2 separate regions of the Homo sapiens genome follow, and region 1 is linked to region 2. A link is a loop called in an ENCODE intact Hi-C map of the cell type or tissue named here. Cell type or tissue: heart right ventricle. All regions are shown on one strand. Links, peaks and the distances in the headings refer to the core of each region. The heading gives the core; the rest is flanking DNA. Region 1 has its middle 170 kb from the start of DMAC1. Region 2 has its middle 180 kb from the start of DMAC1.

Region 1 (9,667 bases), core at 846-8,845, 350 kb before region 2:
ACCTTGAAAAAAGGTTAGAGGAATTGCTAACTAGAATAACCAGTTTAGAGAAGAACATAAATGACCTGAGGGAGCTGAAAAACATAGCACAAGAACCTCATGAAGCATACACAAGTATCAATAGCCAAATCGATCAAGTGGAAGAAAGGATATCAGAGATTGAAGATCAACTTAATGAAATAAAGCATGAAGACAAGATTAGAGAAAAAAGAATGAAAAGGAACAAACAAAGCCTCCAAGAAATGTGGGACTATATGAATAGGCCAAACCTGAGTTTGATTGGTGAACCTGAAAAGGATGGGGAGAATGGAACCAAGTTGGAAAACACTCTTCAGGATATTATCCAGGAGAACATCCCCAACCTAGCAAGACAGGCCAACACTCAAATTCAGGAAATACAAAGAACACCATAAAGATACTCCTCTAGAAGAGCAACCCCAAGACACATAATTATCAGATTCACCAAAGCTGAAATGAAGGAAAAAATGTTAAGGGCAGCCAGAGAGAAAGGGCAGGTTACTCAGAAAGGAAAGCCCATCAGACTAACAGCAGGTCTCTGCAGAAACCCTACAAGCCAGAAGAGAGTGAGGGCCAATATTCAACATTCTTAAAGAGAAGAATTTTCAACCCAGAATTTCATATCCAGCCAAACTAAGCTTCATAAAGGAAGGAGAAATAAAATCCTTTACAGGCAAGCAAACACTGAGAGATTTTGTGACCACCAGGCCTGCCTTACAAGAGCTCCTGAAGGAAGCACTAAATATGGAAAGGAAAAACCGGTACCAGCCACTGCAAAAACATACCAAATTGTAAAAGCTATTGACACTATGAAGAAGCTGCATCAACTAACAGGCAGAATAACCAGCTAGCCTCATAATGGCAGGATCAAATTCACACATAAAAATATTAACCTTTAATGTAAACGGGCTAAATGCCACAATTAAAAGGCACACACTGGCAAATTAGAAGGAGTCAAGACTCATTGGTGTGCTGTATTCAGGAGACTGGTCTCATGTGCAAAGACACACATAGGCTTGAAATAAAGGAATGGAGGAAGATTCACCAAGCAAATGGAAAGCAAAAAAAAAAAAAAAAAAAAAAAAGCAGGGCTTGCAATCCTAGTCTCTGATAAAACAGACTGTAAACCAACAAAGATCAAAAAAGACAAAGAAGGACATTACATAATGGTAAAGGGATTAATGCAACAAGAAGAGCTAACAATCCTAAATATATATGCACCCAATACAGGAGCACCCAGATTCATAAAGCAAGTTCTTAGAGACCTACAAAGAGACTTAGACTCCCACACAATAATAATGGGAGACTTTAACACCCCATTGTCAATATTAGATCAACGAGACAAAAAATTAACAAAGATGTTCAGGACTTGAACTCAGCTCTGGACCAAGTGGACCGAATAGACATCTACAGAACTCTCCACCCCAAATAAACAGAATATATTCTTCTCAGTACCACATCGCACTTATTCTAAAATTGGCCACATAATTGGAAGTACAACACTCTTCAGCAAATGCCAAAAAACAAAAATCATAACAAATAGTTTCTCAGACCACAGTGCAATCAAGTTAGAACTCAGGATTAAGAAACTCACTCAAAAGCGCACAACTACATGGATACTGAACAGCCTGCTCTTGAATGACTACTGGGTAAATAATGAAATCAAGGCAGAAATAAATAAGTTATTTGAAACCAATGAGAACAAAGACACAACGTACCAGAATCTCTGGGACACAGCTAAAGCAGTGTTTAGAGAGAAATTTATAGCACTTAATGCCCACAAGAGAAACCTGGAAAGATCTAAAATCGACACCCTAACATCACAATTAAAAGGACTAGAGAAGCAAGAGTAAACAAATTCAAAAGCTATCAGAAGGCAAGAAATAACCAAGGTCAGGCAGAACTGAAGGAGATAGAGACACAAAAATCCTGTCAAAAAAAATCCATGAATCCGGGAGCTGGTTTTTTGAATAAATTAACAAAACAGACTGCTAGCCAGACTAATAAAGAAGAAAATGAGAGAAGAATCAAATAGACACAATAAAAAATGATAAAAGGGATATCAACACCGATCCCACAGAAATACAAACTACCATCACAGAATACTATAAACACCTCTGCGCAAATAACCAAGAAAATCTAGAAGAAATAGATAAATTCCTGGATACATACACCCTCCCAAAACTAAACCAGGAAGAAGTCGAAACCCTGAGTAGACCAATAACAGTTCTGAAATTGAGGCATTAATTAATAGCCTACCAACCCAAAAAAGCCCAGGATGAGATGGATTCACAGCCAAATCGTAACAGAGGTACAAAGAGGAGCTGGTACCATTCCTTCTGAAACAATTCCAAACAATAGAAAAAGAGGGACTCCTCCCTAACTCATTTTATGAGGCCAGCATCATCCTGATACCAAAACCTGGCAGAGATGCAACAACAACAAAATTATTTCAGGCCAATATCCCTGATGAACATCGATGCAAAAATCTTCAATAAAATACTGGCAAACCAAATCCAGTAGCTCATCCAAAAGCTTATCCACCAGGATCAAGTGGGCTTCTTCCCTGGGATGCAAGGCTGGTTCAACATACTCAAATCAATAAAGGTAATCCATCACATAAACAGAACCAATGACAAAAACCACATGATTATTTTAATAGATGCAGAAAAGGCCTTTGATAAAATTCAACATTTCTTTATGCTAAAAACTATCAATAAACTAGGTATTGATGGAATGTATCTCAAAATAATAAGAGCTATTTATGGCACACCCATAGCCAATATCATACTGAATGGGCAAAAGCTGAAAGACTTCCCTTTGAAAACGGGCATAAGACAAGGATGCCCTCTCTCGCCACTCTCACCACTCTCATCACTCTCATACTCCTATTCAACACAGTGTTGGAAATCCTGGCCAGGGCAATCAGACAAGAGAAATAAATACAGGGTATTCAAGTAGGAAGAGAGAAAGTCAAATTGTCTCTGTTTGGAGATGACATGATTGTATACCTAAAAAACCCCATTGTTTCAGCCCCCAAACTCCTTAAGTTGATAAATAACTTCAGCAAAGTCTCAAGATACAAATCTGTGTGGAGAAATCACAAGCATTCCTATACACCAATAATAGACAAGCAGAGAGCCAAATCATGAGTGAACTCCCATTCACAAGTGTTGCAGGGAGAATAAAACACCTAGGAATACAACTTACAAGTGACATGAAGGACCTCTTCAAGGAGAACTACAAACCAGTGCTCAAGGAAATAAGAGAGGGCACAAACAAATGGAAAAACATTCCATGCTCATTGTAGGAAGAATCAGTATCATGAAAATGGCCATACTGCCCAAAGTAATTTATAAATTCAATGCTATTTCCATTGAGCTACCATTGACTTTCTTCACAGAACTAGAAAAAAACTACTTTAAATTTCATATGGAACCAAAAAAGAGCCCTTATAGCCAATACAATCCTAAGCAAAAAGAACAAAGCTGGAGGCATCATGCTACCTGACTTCAAACTATATTACAATGCTACAGTAACCAAAACAACATGGTACTGGTACCAAAACAGATATATAGACCAATGAAACAGAACAGAGGTCTCAGAAATAACACCACACATCTACAACCATCTGATCTTTGACAAACCTCACAAAAACAAGCAATGGAGTAAAGAATTCCCTATTTAATAAATGGTCTTAGGAAAACTGGCTAGCCATATGCAGAAAACAGAAACTGGACCCCTTCCTTACACCTTATACAAAAATTAACTCAAGATGGATTAAATACTTAATTGTAAGACCTAAAATCATAGAAACCCTAGAAGAAAACCTAGGCAATATCATTCAGGACATAGACATGGGCAAAGACTTCATGACTAAAACACCAAAAGCAATGGCAACAAAAGCAAAAATTGACAAATGACGTCTGATTAAAGAGCTTCTGCACAGCAAAAGGAACTATCATCAGAGTGAACAGGCAACCTACAGAATGGAGAAAATTTTTACAGTCTATCCATCTGACAAAGGGCTAATATCCAGAATCTACAAGGAACTTAAACAACTTTACAAGAAAAAAAAAACCGTCAAAAAGTGGGTGAAGGATATAAACAGACACTTCTCAAAGGAAGACATTTATGCAGCCAATAAACATATAAAAAAAAAGCTCATTATCACTGGTCATTAGAGAAATGCAGATCAAAACCACAGTGAGATACCATCTCACGCCAGTTAGAATGGCAATCATTAAAAAGTCAGGGAACAACAGATGCTGGAGAGGATGTGGAGAAATAGTAATTCTTTTACATTGTTGGTGGGAGTACAAATTAGTTCAACCGTTGTGGAAGACAGTGTGGCAATTCCTCAAGGATCTAGAACCAGAAATACCATTTGACCCAGCAATCCCATTACTGGTTACATACCCAGAGGAATATAAATCATTCTACTATAAAGACACCTGTACATGTATGTTTATTGTGGTACTGTTCACAATAGCAAAGACTTGGAACCAACTCAAATGCCCATCAATGATGGATAAAGAAAATGTGGCACATATACACTATGGAATACTATACAGCCATAAACAGGATGACTTCGTGTCTTTTGTAGCGATATGGATGAATCTGGAAATCATTATTCTCAGCAAACTAACACAGGAACAGAAAACCAAACACTGCATGTTCTCACTCATAAGTGGGAGCCAAACAATGAGAACACATGGACATAGGGAGTGGAACATCACACGCCGGGGTCTGTTGGGGGATAGAGGGCTAGGGGAGGATAGCATTAGGAGAAATACCTAACGTAGATGTCGGGTTGATGGGTGCAGCAAACCACCGTGGTGTGTGTATACCTATGTAACAAACTTGCATCTTCTGCATATGTGTCCCAGAACTTAAAGTATAATAAGAAAAGAAAAGAAAAAGAAAGTAAATTGCTGAAAAAAAGATATACCATACAAACGTATGCATAGAAAAGATACAGTGGTTATATTAATATCACATAAAATATATTGCAAAATAAAATGTGCTAACTGAGAATAAATGGAACACTTTACAATGACAAAAATCATTTCAAAGGGGTATATAACAAATTCTTATACACCATTAATAAAGTTTCAAAAGAAAAGAAGCAAAACTTGATGGAATTAAAGGGGGAAACAGACTATTCTAAAATCACAGATGAAGAATTTAACACTACTCTTTCAGCAATTGATAGAATAACTAGAAAAAAATCAAAAAGATCTAAACACCTCGACTAACCTTTTTGATGTTTGATATTCATATAAGACTACACTCAACAATGGCAGAAGGTACATTTGTTTTCAGATGCACGAAGTACATTTACTAGGATAGACCATATAGTGAGCTTTAAACAAAAGTCTCAAATATAAAAATATTGAACTCATACATATTATGTTCTTTCATCATAGTAGAATTAAGCTAGAAATCAACATTGAGAGAGTAGAAAAATATAAATACCTGGAAATTAAACTGTACTCTTTTGAATAATTTTTGAGTCAAAAAATTACAGGAGGGGTTGAAAGTATTTTGAACTGACTTATAATGACAATCCAACAATAAAAGTTTGTGGGGTGCAGCTAATAGTACTAGAAAAATTCAGAACTTTAATGCTTGCAGTAGGAAAGAAAGGTCTTAAAACAATGGTCTAATCTTTTATCTAAGAATCTAGAAAAAGAAGCAAAAATTAAATCCAAAGAGCACAGAAGGGAAGTGTAGAAATCAATGAAATAAAAGTAGAAAAATATTAGATAATAGTCAATGAAACCAAAAGCTGATTCTTTGGGGGAAAAAATAATAAAATAGATACACTTTTAGCTGTACTGATCATGACAAAAATAAAAAAAATGCAGAAATTACAAATATCAAGATAAAAACAGAGGACATTCCTGCAGCTCCTTCAGACATTGGAAGCAGAATAATGAAATATTACCATGTTATGTTAATGCATTTGGCAATCTAGATAATATAAACAAATTATTTGAAAGGCACAAATAACCAAACTGACTCTAGAATAAATAAAAAAATTGAACAATCTATATCAACTAAATAAACTGATTTATAATTGAAAAGCCTCCCTCACATAAAACTCCTGAGTTAGATGGCTTCATTGGTGAATTATATTAAACATGTATGGAAAAAAGTCCCAATCTTATACAAATTGCTTTCAGGAAACAAAGGAAGAGGGAACGCTTCCCAACATAATTTGTAAGTATAGTATTACTCTTATTTCAAAACCAAATAAAGACATCACAAAAAAATAGACCTAAAACTAGTATCTCTCATAAACATAGAAGTATTTGCAAATAAAACCCAACAAGATATAAAAAGATAATATATCATGACCAAGTGGAGCTAATCTTGCAAGTTTGATAAAACATATGAAAATCAGTTATTATAATTTTACCATTCTAATAGAATGAAGGAGTGAAACTATATAATATTTCAATAGATGAAAAAAATTTTAAAAACTTGGACTAATTTTACACACTTTTGTAATACAAACTTTCAGCAAACTTGGAATAAAGGGAACATAGTCTGATTTATGACATCTGTGAAAAATCTACCACTAACATCACACTCACTGGTAAAAGCCTTAATGAGTTCTGTCAAAGATCAGGAAGATTACTTTTATTTAATACAGTAGTGGAAGTCTTAGCCAGCTCGGTGAAGTAAGTAAAAGAGATAAAAGGCATACCATTTGGAAAAGAGGAAATATAAGTGTTTTAATTTGCAGATGACATAATCATGCGTGTAGAAAGACATAGAGAATCCACAAAAAACTACTAACATAAAAATACTTAGGTATAAATTTTACAAATGATATGCAAGAATTGAATACTGAAACACTGTGAAGGGAAATTAGAGAGGACCTTAAAAATGGACACACACAGACACACACACACACACACGTATCTGTATATCCATGGATCATGTTCACAGACTGAAAGACTCAATATATTAAGATAGCAATCCTGCCCAAATTTACCAAGATATTTAATGCAATCCCAAGATACTTTTTTAAAACAAATAAATTGGGATACTGATTTAAAAGTTTATATGCAAAGATAAAGAACTAGAATAGCTTAGTTTTTTGAAAAAGAACAAAATTGGAGAACTTATACTATTGAATTTCAAAATTTTCTATAAAGCTAAAGTAATCAAAAACTGGTATTGGCATACAAATTGATATGTAGATCATGGAGCAATATAGAGTCTGAAAATAGATGCATACTTATATGGCAAATTGATTTTCAACAGATGTGCCAAGCTATTTTGAACACTTAAATTATTATATGTATTAAGCTAGAGTAGGTTAGAATGCAGTAACAAATGAACTGCCAACTTCAGTGGCTTAAACAAGAATTACATTTCTTGTCTGAGATGGGTATTTGGATTTGTAAGGTAGCTCTCCTCCACAGGAAAATTCAGGGACCCAGGCCAATGGTGGCTCTGAAATTTTCAACATACTGCTTCCAAGATCCCTCTGAACATTACTGTAGACTTCATATGAAAGGGGAAAGACCATGTATATGAGGGGCCAGATGTGTATGTTCTTTATAAGCCAGAGCTAGACCTCAGTTACATGGTTATACTCAGCTCCAGTGGAGGCTAGGATATGTAGTTAAGCTGTATGCCTAGGATGAATAAAAAGCATATTTTGGTGAAGAGCTAATAGTCTTTGGTACAGTATTGAAGAGTATGCAATATAAGTAAATGGACAGTGTAAATTGAAGAAATATATAAATGACAAATGAATAACAGCTATGTCAATAATTGCAACAGTCTTCATTGGACGTATGCCAATATAATTCTGGAGACATTGCTACCAAGGGAGATGATTACCAACCTAGTGAAGATGAGAATGATAGAATACAGTATTACCCAATGAACCTGCATCTAATGCAATATTCCTTTTATTTTCTTCCTAGGTCCTAATCCTAGAAGGTGTATGTCATATGCAATACACATAGGCAGCGTAACTGATTATGAAGATGTGATCATGGTATCTTGAAGGAAACTGTCAGGCTACAAGTTATATAGCCATCAGTTATGCAATTGACTCCTGAATAGATACTGTCTTTGATGACCTGTTTGTGGAGGGCCTAATATTACCATGTATCTGAATGTATCAAGTACTACTTCTAAAGCATGGTTAGTGCTAATTTCAGTTAGTGCTTGTGAATGAATAAATCAGACAGACATTGCTATTAGTACTCTTGTTATTTTTTTCCCAAATTCGCAAAGTGAGAAATTACTTTACATGAGGAGAACCTACTTTCTGTTTTACTACTTCTGTTTGTAAGAGGAAAAGAAATTAAGTTCTGAAAAATCCCAAAATATTATGAAAATACAAAGGCAAAATAAATCCTGGAGACCTGGTAATAATTAATGATGTCATGTATCTTCTGAGTGTGTGTGTGTGTGTGTGTGTGTGTGTGTGTGTGTGTGTGTGTATAGATGGCCAAGTGAGAAAAAACAGAGAAATTCCAGGTTATGTCAAGGGAGACATTAGATCATAAATTCTTATTGTTGCAAAATGATATCATCAATTCTTATTGAAAAATGAAAAATGGTAACAGAGCACCTTCTAATGCCTGATTTCTATTCAAATCTCAGGTGTAATACTTGGAAAAAAATCTTGAAGAGGCTGCAAAAATCTAAGAAAGCACTGCCTGAGTTGTCCTAGTTTACAGATGGCATGGTTGAGATAAAGCAGTCTCGTTTCTAAAATCTTCAAAGGGCCATGGATATAAAGAAGGTAATACAGGAGTCTGCTATGACTCACTTTCCTAATATGGGAAGTTCAAGAAAAAAAATTTTATCAAGCATCTATGTGTGTCAGAAAATGTGCTTGCAGCTTTGTGTGTATTTTTACTTAGTACCCTTCAAACCAACATGCAAATGAGAAATTACCTCTCATTTTAAAGCGCAAACATTAAGGCTCAGACAAGCCTAAATAATTTGATTGCTGGGATTCTATTTGCAGATTTGCCTGATTCCAAATCCCAGTTTATTCTATCAAAATCTCAATAGAATAAAAAACAGTTGGTTATTTGTATCTACTTTCCCATGGAATAGGGACAAGCCTTCCCTTTCTATGAGGCTAGCTCCAACTTAAATAGAAAGCTTTTCCACTCCTGCCTAGCCGTTCCTTAACTTTCCCTTTGTTCTTAACCATGGCTGCTTTCACACAGGCTTTGCCTCCACAGAAGTTGACAAGAGTTGGGTAGAAGCTGTTCTCTTTAGCTGTGACAGAAACTCTTCAGATGCCAGAGTCTCCACTCCTCCCTATTACTTTTTGCCATGGTTGCTGAGTGCTTATGGCTCTTAATCAGCCTGCTTCTACCATTGCTTCTCTCATAAAAGAGTTAAGAGAGCTCTGAGATATTTATTGTTCCCTTGTTCCTATCAGAAGTAGGAAATAAAATGCAGGCTGAGGGAGCCAACCATTCCACTGAGCTGGCCTCACTCATTTATGATATCTGCCTGCCCTGGAGGCATTTGAGTTTTGGATTCCTGGAATAGAGATATTCTGTGAGCCTTTCAAAGTGACAACTAGCTTTGTCTGATAAACTTATCTCTATTAATATGATGAGGCGGGGAATCCTCTCTGCCATGTTTTATCTGA
Region 2 (9,667 bases), core at 1,142-9,141:
GAGATAGGATCGCAATGCTGTTATCACCTTTGCTTTATTGATAATCTCAGGAAGGACTAGACTGCTAAGAAAGAGGAGCCCAGATTGGAATAAAAGAGACGATGCCAGGATCAGCCTGTGAGAGGATGTCTCACTTAGTACACCTCAAGGATCATGTCAGCTGAGCATCTATACCCCGCGTGATGAATATTGCATACAGACTCTGCCTTCAAGTCATCCCCCATTCGACAAGCATTTATTTAAGGTTCTTACATTCCAGGACTTGTACTAGATGCTAGAAACAAACAGATAAGGAAAACGTAGGAAAATGCTTCTCTCAGGAAGCAATATTGTATATGAGTGGTGAAGAGCTTCAAATCTGGGGCCAAACTGCTGGGTTTGAAATTTGGCTTGGCCACCTACTGGCTGTGAAATCTTGGGCAACTTTCTTAATCACTCTGTGCCTCAGTTTCTTCATCTGTAAAATGAAATAGCCATAGTACTTATTACAAATAGGTAATAATTAGTGAGAATTAATTTGAGTCAATACATAAAAATGACTCAGAATAAAAGACCAGCTAAGAATATATACACACATACTTAGCTACTTATAATCTAGTAGGAAAGATGGGTATGTTATCAGAGGACTTACCATGCAAGACATTTGAAGACAAATCCCTGAAGTCTAGAGTGACACATCACCAATGGCTGATTGAATGCCACTGAGGTCATCAGCAATGGTAATGGAACACCTAAATATGACACCAAATGGACACCATAATAGCCTTAATCTCTGGAAGCTTTCAAATCACACTATATGGTTCTGGAGGCACTTAGACTGTCCACCTTCCATGGATGATTCTGGTTAGAAAGGAGGCAATGGGCAATGGCAAGGAGTGAGGGGAGAGATAGGGAAGTTTGCCTATGGCTCCTCACTACAGGGCCACATGGGAGAAGGCACAGCTAGGACCTCTTCCATTATGTGTATATATGGAAGTAGGGAAGGACTTCCCTTAATCTCTTATCTCTTTGTTACTTTGTGACAGTGCTTCTTTTTTTTTCTCTTTTTCCTTCTTTTTTTTTGAGACTGAGTCCCCCTCTGTTGCCCAGGCAGGAGTGCAGTGGCGTGATCTTGGCTCACTGCAACCTGCCTCCCTGGTTCAAGTGATTCTCTTGCCTTAGCCTCCTGAGTAGCTGGGATTACAGGCACAGGCCACTACGTCCAGCTAATTTCTGTATTTTTAGTAGAGATGGGGTGTCACCATGTTGGCCAGGCTGTTCTCGAACTCCTGACCTCAGGTGATCCTCCTGCCTCAGCCTCCCAAATTGCCAGGATCACATGCATAAGCCACTATGCCAGGCAAATGGTGTTTCTATCTCAATAAATATCAACAACAGACACCGAAAGTCTAAAACAGAAAAAGGTGGAAATTACTTTTCTTTTTTTTTTTTTTTTTGAGATGGAGTCTCACACTGTCGCCCAGGCTAGAGTGCAATGGCGTGATCTCGGCTCACTGCAACCTCGGTTTCCTGGGTTCAAGTGATTCTCCTGCCTCAGCCTCCCAAGTAGCTGGGATTACAGGTGTCTGCCACCATGCCCAGCTAATTTTTTTTGTATTTTTTTAGTAGAGATGGGGTTTCACTATGTTGGCCAGGCTGGTCTCAAACTCCTGACCTCATGATCCTCCTGCCTCGGCCTCCCAAAGTGCTGGGGTTACAGGTGTGAGCCACTGTGGCCAGCCGGAAATTACTTTTAATAAACTTCTCCAGTGGCTCCCTAATGTCAAGCAGCATATGTAATTACATTGGGACAAGCACTGCGTCCTGGAACTAGCCTGAATAGCCACACTGCTATGGCAAGAGGTCATCCTGGTTGGTCAGGCTTCTTCCAAAACATGAGAAATATTGACAGCGGACAGAGTGCCATTGTCTGGCTGTGAAAATGTTTCTGTTGTTTATGAGTTAATCTGAACTGTTCACGAATGAAAATGCCGTTAGTCCTCTGAGTCTGGTTTTTCTTTCTCACCCCTTCACTTTGGAAGACAGCCTGCTTTCCAATGAAATTCACATCCTAGATAAGACCGTTGCTGCACAGGCAAGATAGCAGACATCAAGGCTTACGGGCAATGGAAGTTATGACCAAATCAAAACCACTGCTCTGTGTCCTGTCCAACAGAGATAGGACATTTATATTCATATTTGGCTAAGTTTCTCAATCAGTGATTGATGAACTAAAGCTCATCTTCATAGTAAGGTGATGTAATTTTCCTCTTTGGATGATATTTGCATTGTAAATCTGTTAGAAGGCAGGAATGGCACAGTCTCACTGTGTAATAATATCTCAAAGCAGAGCTATAGTCAGAGGGAATTTTTTTTAATAGAATCTGAGAAATAGTGCATTTCATATAAAATTTTGAAACAGATTGGGTGGGAGAATGCCAGATAACTAGTTATTGCAGGAGTGGGGGGTGATGAACTGTGGAAACGGATTTAGGCTCTTTCAAATCCCCAAGGTTCCCTATGCCAACGTGTGGCTATAATGTGGAAAATACAGCAACAGGGAACCCTGAACACTCAGATCCTAAATGCCTTGCAAATAATCAGATGTGCTTTTTCTAGAAAGCCTCATGATTTTCTTAGCTTAGCTATGAAAATGGATTTCATTTTACTTTTTTCTAAACAAGTCTTTCCACTGAATGGCAACTTTAGTACTCAAAGGCTTCTGTCTTGGCCTCTTCATTGTAATTTTAAATCAGTTTTAACGGGTCAGAATTCTAAGCCGAGAGTCATTATTTGGGAAAAATTTTCTCAAAAATTTTTAGCAAGAAATGGACACATTTTTACTTAATTCTGAAAAACATCTTTTTCTATTTGCCTTGATTAAATTTCTTTTGAGTCTTAAAAATAACATTTACACTGTTGGGCTTGCAAACATTCTGCAGATTTTCTTTGTAACATTTATACATATTACTCCACTGTTTGTTCAGCCACAGAAGTGGCCTTTCTTTGGGCTTTCTCCCCACTTTAGTTTTAGCCAAAAATGAAGTGCTAATCCCACGTGGTGGGCAGACATGTGGCCTGCTCCTCCTAAAAACCTCAGCCACCAGCCAGTGTGATCAGAGGGCTTTAAAATGTCTCTTCAGGCCCAGGTGACAGACTGGGAAGTGGATTGTGAAAAACCAGGAATATCAAACTCTGTTTTTCTCTCCATGTTGGAAAGCATTTGTCCTCTGAGCAGAGGTGAGGAAGGGCCATTTTCTCAGGTCCCTACTAGCAGCATGCCACATTCTGCCTTCATCTTGATGAACATCTGTCTGCCCCTACCTGAAAGTGATTTATTGAAAAAGCCTCAGTGTGTGTGCTTCCAGGAAAATGCAGCTGCTCTACTCCCACACTGCCTTGGTGAAGAGCACCCTCTGCATGGAGCTCACATTATTAATCATTAGAGAAATGCAAATCAAAACAGCAGTGAGATACTATCTCACACCAGCCAGAATGGCTGTTATTAAAAAGTCAGAAAATAACAGATGCTGGCGAGGTTGTGGGGAAAAAGGGGAATGTTTAGATGCTGCTGTTGGGAATGTAAATTAGGTTAGCCATTGGGGAAAGTAGTTTGGTGTTTTCACGAAGAACTTAAAACAGAGCTACCATTTGACTCAGCAACCCCATTACTGGGTATCTACTCAAAGGAATATACACTCTCCTCCTATAAAGATACATGCATGTATATGTTCATCACAGCATTAATAGCAAAGACCTGGGTTCTCAAATTTAAGGGAGAAAGTCCACATAATTGAATGATGCTCCAGTCCTGTGGAAATAGCCTGAGACCACCCAAATGATAGCAAGCAAAGGCTATTTATTTAGAGCTTGCTACAGCATGCTGTCAGCTGCCAGCATTTGTGTTTGACAAAAGATTGACAGGCAGGCAGGGGAGTGGGAAAGCTGTATAGTAAAGGGAAGGCCCCAGGTGCACTCTGATTGGAGTTTGTTAACATGTGAAGCCAAGACACTAACTAGAATAAGGACATCTCATGTGATTGATTAGGGAGCGTACCGGACTTCCTCTGATTGGGCCTGAGTTGGAAGGAGGGAGTTGGAGACAGAGAGATAGAAACTGTCAGTTATTGACCAAGTCTTGACCTTTCTGGACCAGTTGCTGTGGAGGGTGTGGGTTTAGCTTGCTGGGCTTCTTATGTGGATTGGAGTTTATTGTCATATATGGCCTGGCATTGTCCATCTGAGTATTCAGTCTCTCAATTGGTATGAAGGAAATACTGACATGTCATTAAGTGTAGAGCTGTGCTGTTCAGTGCAGCAGCCACCTTGCGTGGCTATTGAGCAACTGAAATGTAGCTGATCAGAAATGAAATGTGCTGTGACCGGGCGCGGTGGCTCAAGCCTGTAATCCCAGCACTTTGGGAGGCCGAGGTGGGCGGATCACGAGGTCAGGAGATCGAGACCATCCTGGCTAACATGGTGAAACCCCATCTGTACTAAAAATACAAAAAAAAAGAAAACCAAAAATTAGCCAGGTGTGGTGGTGGGCGCCTGTAGTCCCAGCTACTCAGGAGGCTGAGGCAGGAGAATGGCGTGATTCCCGGATGTGGAGCTTGCAGTGAGCAGAGATGGCACCACTGCACTCCAGCCTGGGGTGACAGAGCGAGACTCTGTATCAAAAAAAAAAGAATTGAGATATGCTGTAAGTGCACAATATGCATGCATTTCAAAGCTTCTATATAAAAAAGAAAAAAATATCATGAATAGTGTTTTAATATTTAGTACATGTTAAAATGATAATTTGGAGTCTATATTAGATTAAATAAAAATATTAAAATCAATTTCACTTCTTTCCTTTTACTTTTTTTAATGTGGCCAGGAGAAAATTTTAAATTTTATTCGTGGGTCACATTTCTGGCTTGCATTCTATACTGATCGGATAGTGCTGGAAAAGAGGATTGATACATTAAACAAGGGCTGTGGGTGGTGTTTCTCCTGGGAAATCCTTTACAAATCTTCACATAGTATAAATACATTTTCTGTGTAAGAGCAGAGCAACTTATAATGAGAAGGTACTTTTGGGGACCCAAAACCTGAGGATAAAGGAATTACCTGTTCAAAATACTATTGTTTAAAAACTTTATAGGTTTGACTCAACATTATCTTTGGGAAAAGCCCGTATTTGGTTTAGGAAATCTTTTTAGTGTACCTTGTGTTATACGAATAATCAAATAATAGAAGAGAGGGCTTGAATGGAGGAATCTCTTACCCTACCTGGTATTGGAAACTGAAAGTTTGCTTTTCTGAATTGATGAGATTATTGTGGTGTTGCGATTGTTCTCTTTTCTCGAGAAAGGAGCTAGGGGACAAAAACAGGAAGAGGAGGCTGAGACGCAGGGGAAGAGGTTCTGAGGACAAGGGTGGCCCAGCAGCACAGCATGGCAGTCAGATGGGAGCTGAGGAGGGAGCTAGCTCTAGGGGACCCCTTACAGTGGGACTTGAAGAGAAGTGCCAATTAATAACCAATGCTAAGCTCTTCTCCCTTTCTGCCTAATAATTCATTTTTTATATTTTCAAATCTGTAGCAAAGTCAGGCATTGGGATTGGGCTTGGCACTTCCTTGGGGAAAGAAAGAAGAACTGCATCCGCATTTTAAAGGATTGCAGCACATTCATTAAATCCTCCACTTTCTTCCAGCTCCTTTGTAATGCTATTTGTTTCAACACAAGTGTTTAAAATAAGACACACAATTTTAATACCTTTAGACTACCCACTATTGTCTTCCCTGAATCTTTTTCTATTGGCTCAAGAATGCAAAACTGTAGCAAGTCTCAAAGGGTTCATACTGTTGAAAGGTTCGCTGTAGATTAAAAATAGCACCGTAGTTTATCTTCGGCTGCTGGGGTATTGGTTTACTTTTCTCACAGAAACAGGCTTTAATTACGGAGCAAAGAATAAACTGGACTTGATTGCTCCCCGGAAAGACTGACATTTCAGTCTCTCCCACAAAATACTTATTGATGTTGATGTAAGAGGAAGAGAAGAGTCAGAATACAAAAGAGCTTTGTGTTGCCTGCAGTTGGGAGGCATCCTTTGTCTTCCCAACTTAGCAGTTTTGATATGGAAGTCAACACAAGATAAAAAATATAAAGCACAACATTGTCATTTTCACAATCTTTCTTTGTGACTGTACTTCAGAAAACACCCACAGTAAGACAATTGATGTTTTTGAGCTGCTGGAGAAAAAAGGAAAGCAAAGAAAACAGTCAACAAAACTGACCACATTTCAAATTCATACTTAGGAAAATATATTATTTACAATAATTATAGCTGCATTTTCCACAGATGTTGAAACACAGATGATGATTTAACATTCAAATGGGAGAGAAAAACCCTCATTCAAAATAATTGGTGACATGTAAACCCCTCTTCGAATGCAGTTTGGGATTAATTAAAATGTATATGCCATGGTACATATCAAAAAAAGAAAAAGTCCTGAGTATTCAGGGCTAAAGAGACAGGGATTCTTTTCCCATCCCTAATATTTCCTTAGAGAAATATTCCTTGCAAGTAGGTAAACATCTGCTATTAGCTAGATAAAGAAGGTAGACAGCAAAGGATACTGTGTAAACAGAAGGAGATCCATCTAAAAATAATTCTTATGTACACAGATAAAGGGATCATGTTAGGAGCGACCATGAGAGGGGCAATACAAACAGAGAGATTTTCATGGAGACATATACCTAGCTAGAAATATTTTCTGATTTTGGTAACAATTGCCAGCCTCTCAGCTTACTGGCTGGAGGAGATCTTACCTTCTTCTCTATTGTCATAGCAAACCCAACAATACAGAGTGTGTGTGTGTGCGAGGGGGTGGTGGGGAGGCAGTAGGGGGGTGAAGTTTTCATTAATTCCAGAGAATTCAAATGCAGAAAATTAAAAAAAATTTTGCAAAATGAAAGAAAAATGAAATCAAACATGATCTTTAAGAAAATAAAAAGGCAATGTGAAAAATCTCTAAAATCCACATTGTTTCTTAGCATTCCTCAAGAGAATGTGATGTTGGTAGGAAGATACGTGGACTCCAAAACAAGAATTCACTCCCAGTCAGCCTAAAGCTAGTTCTTGGCACCCTCAAATCTTCATCGTTCTCAAGTGTGCAGAAGGAATGCTTTAAATAACTCGTGAAAATGGCAAAGTAGAATTTCAGATTTCAAAACATTTCTGTGTGAAGCAACTCAAAGGAACAGCATCACAATCATCATTCTCTAGGAGCATTTCCCCCCAAGCTCCGTGGCAGTGCGTTAAGATACAACACAAAGCCAATGAAACCTAGGTACTCCTGTTTTTTGAGACTGCATCAACAATTACTTCCTTTTTAAACTGTGGCACTAAGTAAAGTGTCCTTTCATGAACTAGTAAAGCAAAACTCTGAAGATTAATAAAATCATTTTATAAACAAGAGGGCAATTAGTGATGTTTACAAGATATTCAATGTTGGGACCCATTTCAATGATAAATTCCTACAGGAAATTTAGTACTGCTAGAATTTATGTCCAACTAATTTATTGAATGACATTGCAGCTATTGAACATGAGCATGAGAGATATTATTTATCTAATAGTAGGCTAATGAGATAAAACATAAATTGTTGAGATAATGAGTCCATTGCTTTAGTGTAAATTGAGAAAATGGCTATAATTAAGAGTGGTATTGATTATGAAACTTTCCCAGGTCGACTGACCTCAGAATGCACGACTGCCACATTCTGTCTGTCATTGCCATAGAATTGGCTGGATCAATCTTACAAGTGGAAAATCCACCCACAAGTGGGAAATCCGCAAGGGAAAGATAGAATTGTCATTCTAGGGAGGTAATGTGGATTCCCACTTTCTGGAATAGTGCCATGGGTCTGAATTCACAGATGCTGCGGTCCCGTTATGATTACTCAACTCCTTAGGTTACAGTGGCTCAAATTCTACCACTGGCATTTTAACCTGTGTCCCAACTGTTTTATTTGTCATATTGCCACCTGCGCACTCAGACCAAAACAGAGGGTATGGCTGGAAGCCATAATATTGGTGGCTCAGGTAAAAAAAGTCATGAAGTTCCATTGGGCTGCCAGTGGGAAGGGTTTATCTTTGAACTCATCTCAACATAATAACTTTCTTTTCATTAAGAGAGTTGTGATAACGATGCCCCTAAAATAAGCACCCTCCTGCAATAAATTTGATTCTCCTGCCAGTCACTATCGTGGCCCACAGATATATGATCTCCTTTATTTTGTAAGCAGCATTAACCACCTGAGAAGGCACATAGGCTTCAATTCCTTCAACTTTGTATAATTTAAGCCCGTGACCTAAGAAATAAATTATAGATGTTTAGATGAGATGCCTGATCAGAACAAACAATATCTCTCCTCTTCAACATTAATTTGTCATCATTTCTTTATGATATGTGGCAGATAGGGGAAAATACAAAGGAATATCAGATCAGGAAGATTTTAATTTGACTTATATAATGGTCAAGAAGAGATCTCATAGCTTGAATCTTAGGTATGAGGCTTTGGAAAAGATTTAATAAGAGAAAAAATCTTAGAATCTGATCACAACATGAAAATGTTTACAGTTTCTCATATGAGACTAACTAGCAAAATCAGCTCAGTTGCAACAGATATCATAGGAATAAATTAAGTAATTGAAATGCATCCTTTATGTTATCTTAAGTGTCTATACCAAAATCCACCAACAAAGAATGTTTTAGTGGTAATAAATGTTATAACTGTTAGTTATTGAAGGTTTGTTTTTCCCCAGAAAAAAAAAGAAAGGTCTTTTTTAAATTTGCAATTTTATGATGGTTTTCTATAACTTCGGGTGGTCTTGATCAAGTTGCTTTTCCTCATTGGACCTCAATTTCCATATCTATAAAGCAAAGAAAATGGTCCAGTTGATCTCTGACATTCCTTCTAGCACTAAGAACCTGATTCCAACACATTCCCATTTGCCAGTACAGTAACATAGTACAAAGTAAATGACAAGCATAGCTAAGATATTGAAATAATACTAATGTTTTATCTCCTTGTGACTTGTCCATTATCTGTTAGTGAGCACATGACATTCTGTGTGACAGAGAGCTACTAATTGCTACTTTACATGACAGAAGTGGACTCTTGTAAGGATGTATTTGAAGAAGAATATCTATACTTGGTAAGTAGAATGGACCTTGGTAGAGGTGCATATTCTTTGTCAGAAGTAGGTATGAAATCTATATTTTGGTGAAATTAGTAGTCTATGGACTGATTCTGCATTCCTAAACTAAACCAAAAGATGCTCTTGTTTCAATGGCACTTATCCTGAATTAAAACTCAGATTACTCTGTATTTAAAATATTTATCAAATATTAACTAAATATAAAATTATGATGAGAATGTGCAAAGATTTCAGCAGACCCTAATTTCTGTTTCACTGCATGAATTCATCTTTTTGTTGAAATGTTGTGAAGGTTCTGAATTGCCTCTACCTTCTGCAGCATAGTTAGCTGTGTTCCTGGGGACAGAAATGATACCAGGCTTATCCATCTCTTGCAAAGCTAACAAATATCAAAGCCAATGAGGTCCACTAAGGTTTGAGTGGTGGAGCGACTGAGATAATCAGTTGGTGTTTGGTATAAGAAAACAAGTCTAGTCTAA

The links. Peaks named below come from ENCODE experiments on the same cell type or tissue, not always from the same donor. Only the 100,000 strongest peaks of a DNase experiment are listed, where the experiment ranks them.
Region 1: it touches region 2 in a loop (7-fold over the local background); 4 of 110 quality-filtered maps call a loop at or near these places.

Annotation. Positions count from the first base shown.
Region 1 is chr9:7,627,731-7,637,397 of GRCh38, forward strand. No RefSeq gene overlaps it. Among named protein-coding and RNA genes, the nearest start is that of DMAC1, 170 kb to the right of the region's middle. In heart right ventricle, for the core only: no CTCF peak of the experiment used is centred there; no DNase peak of the experiment used is centred there.
Region 2 is chr9:7,977,735-7,987,401 of GRCh38, forward strand. No RefSeq gene overlaps it. Among named protein-coding and RNA genes, the nearest start is that of DMAC1, 180 kb to the left of the region's middle. In heart right ventricle, for the core only: no CTCF peak of the experiment used is centred there; no DNase peak of the experiment used is centred there.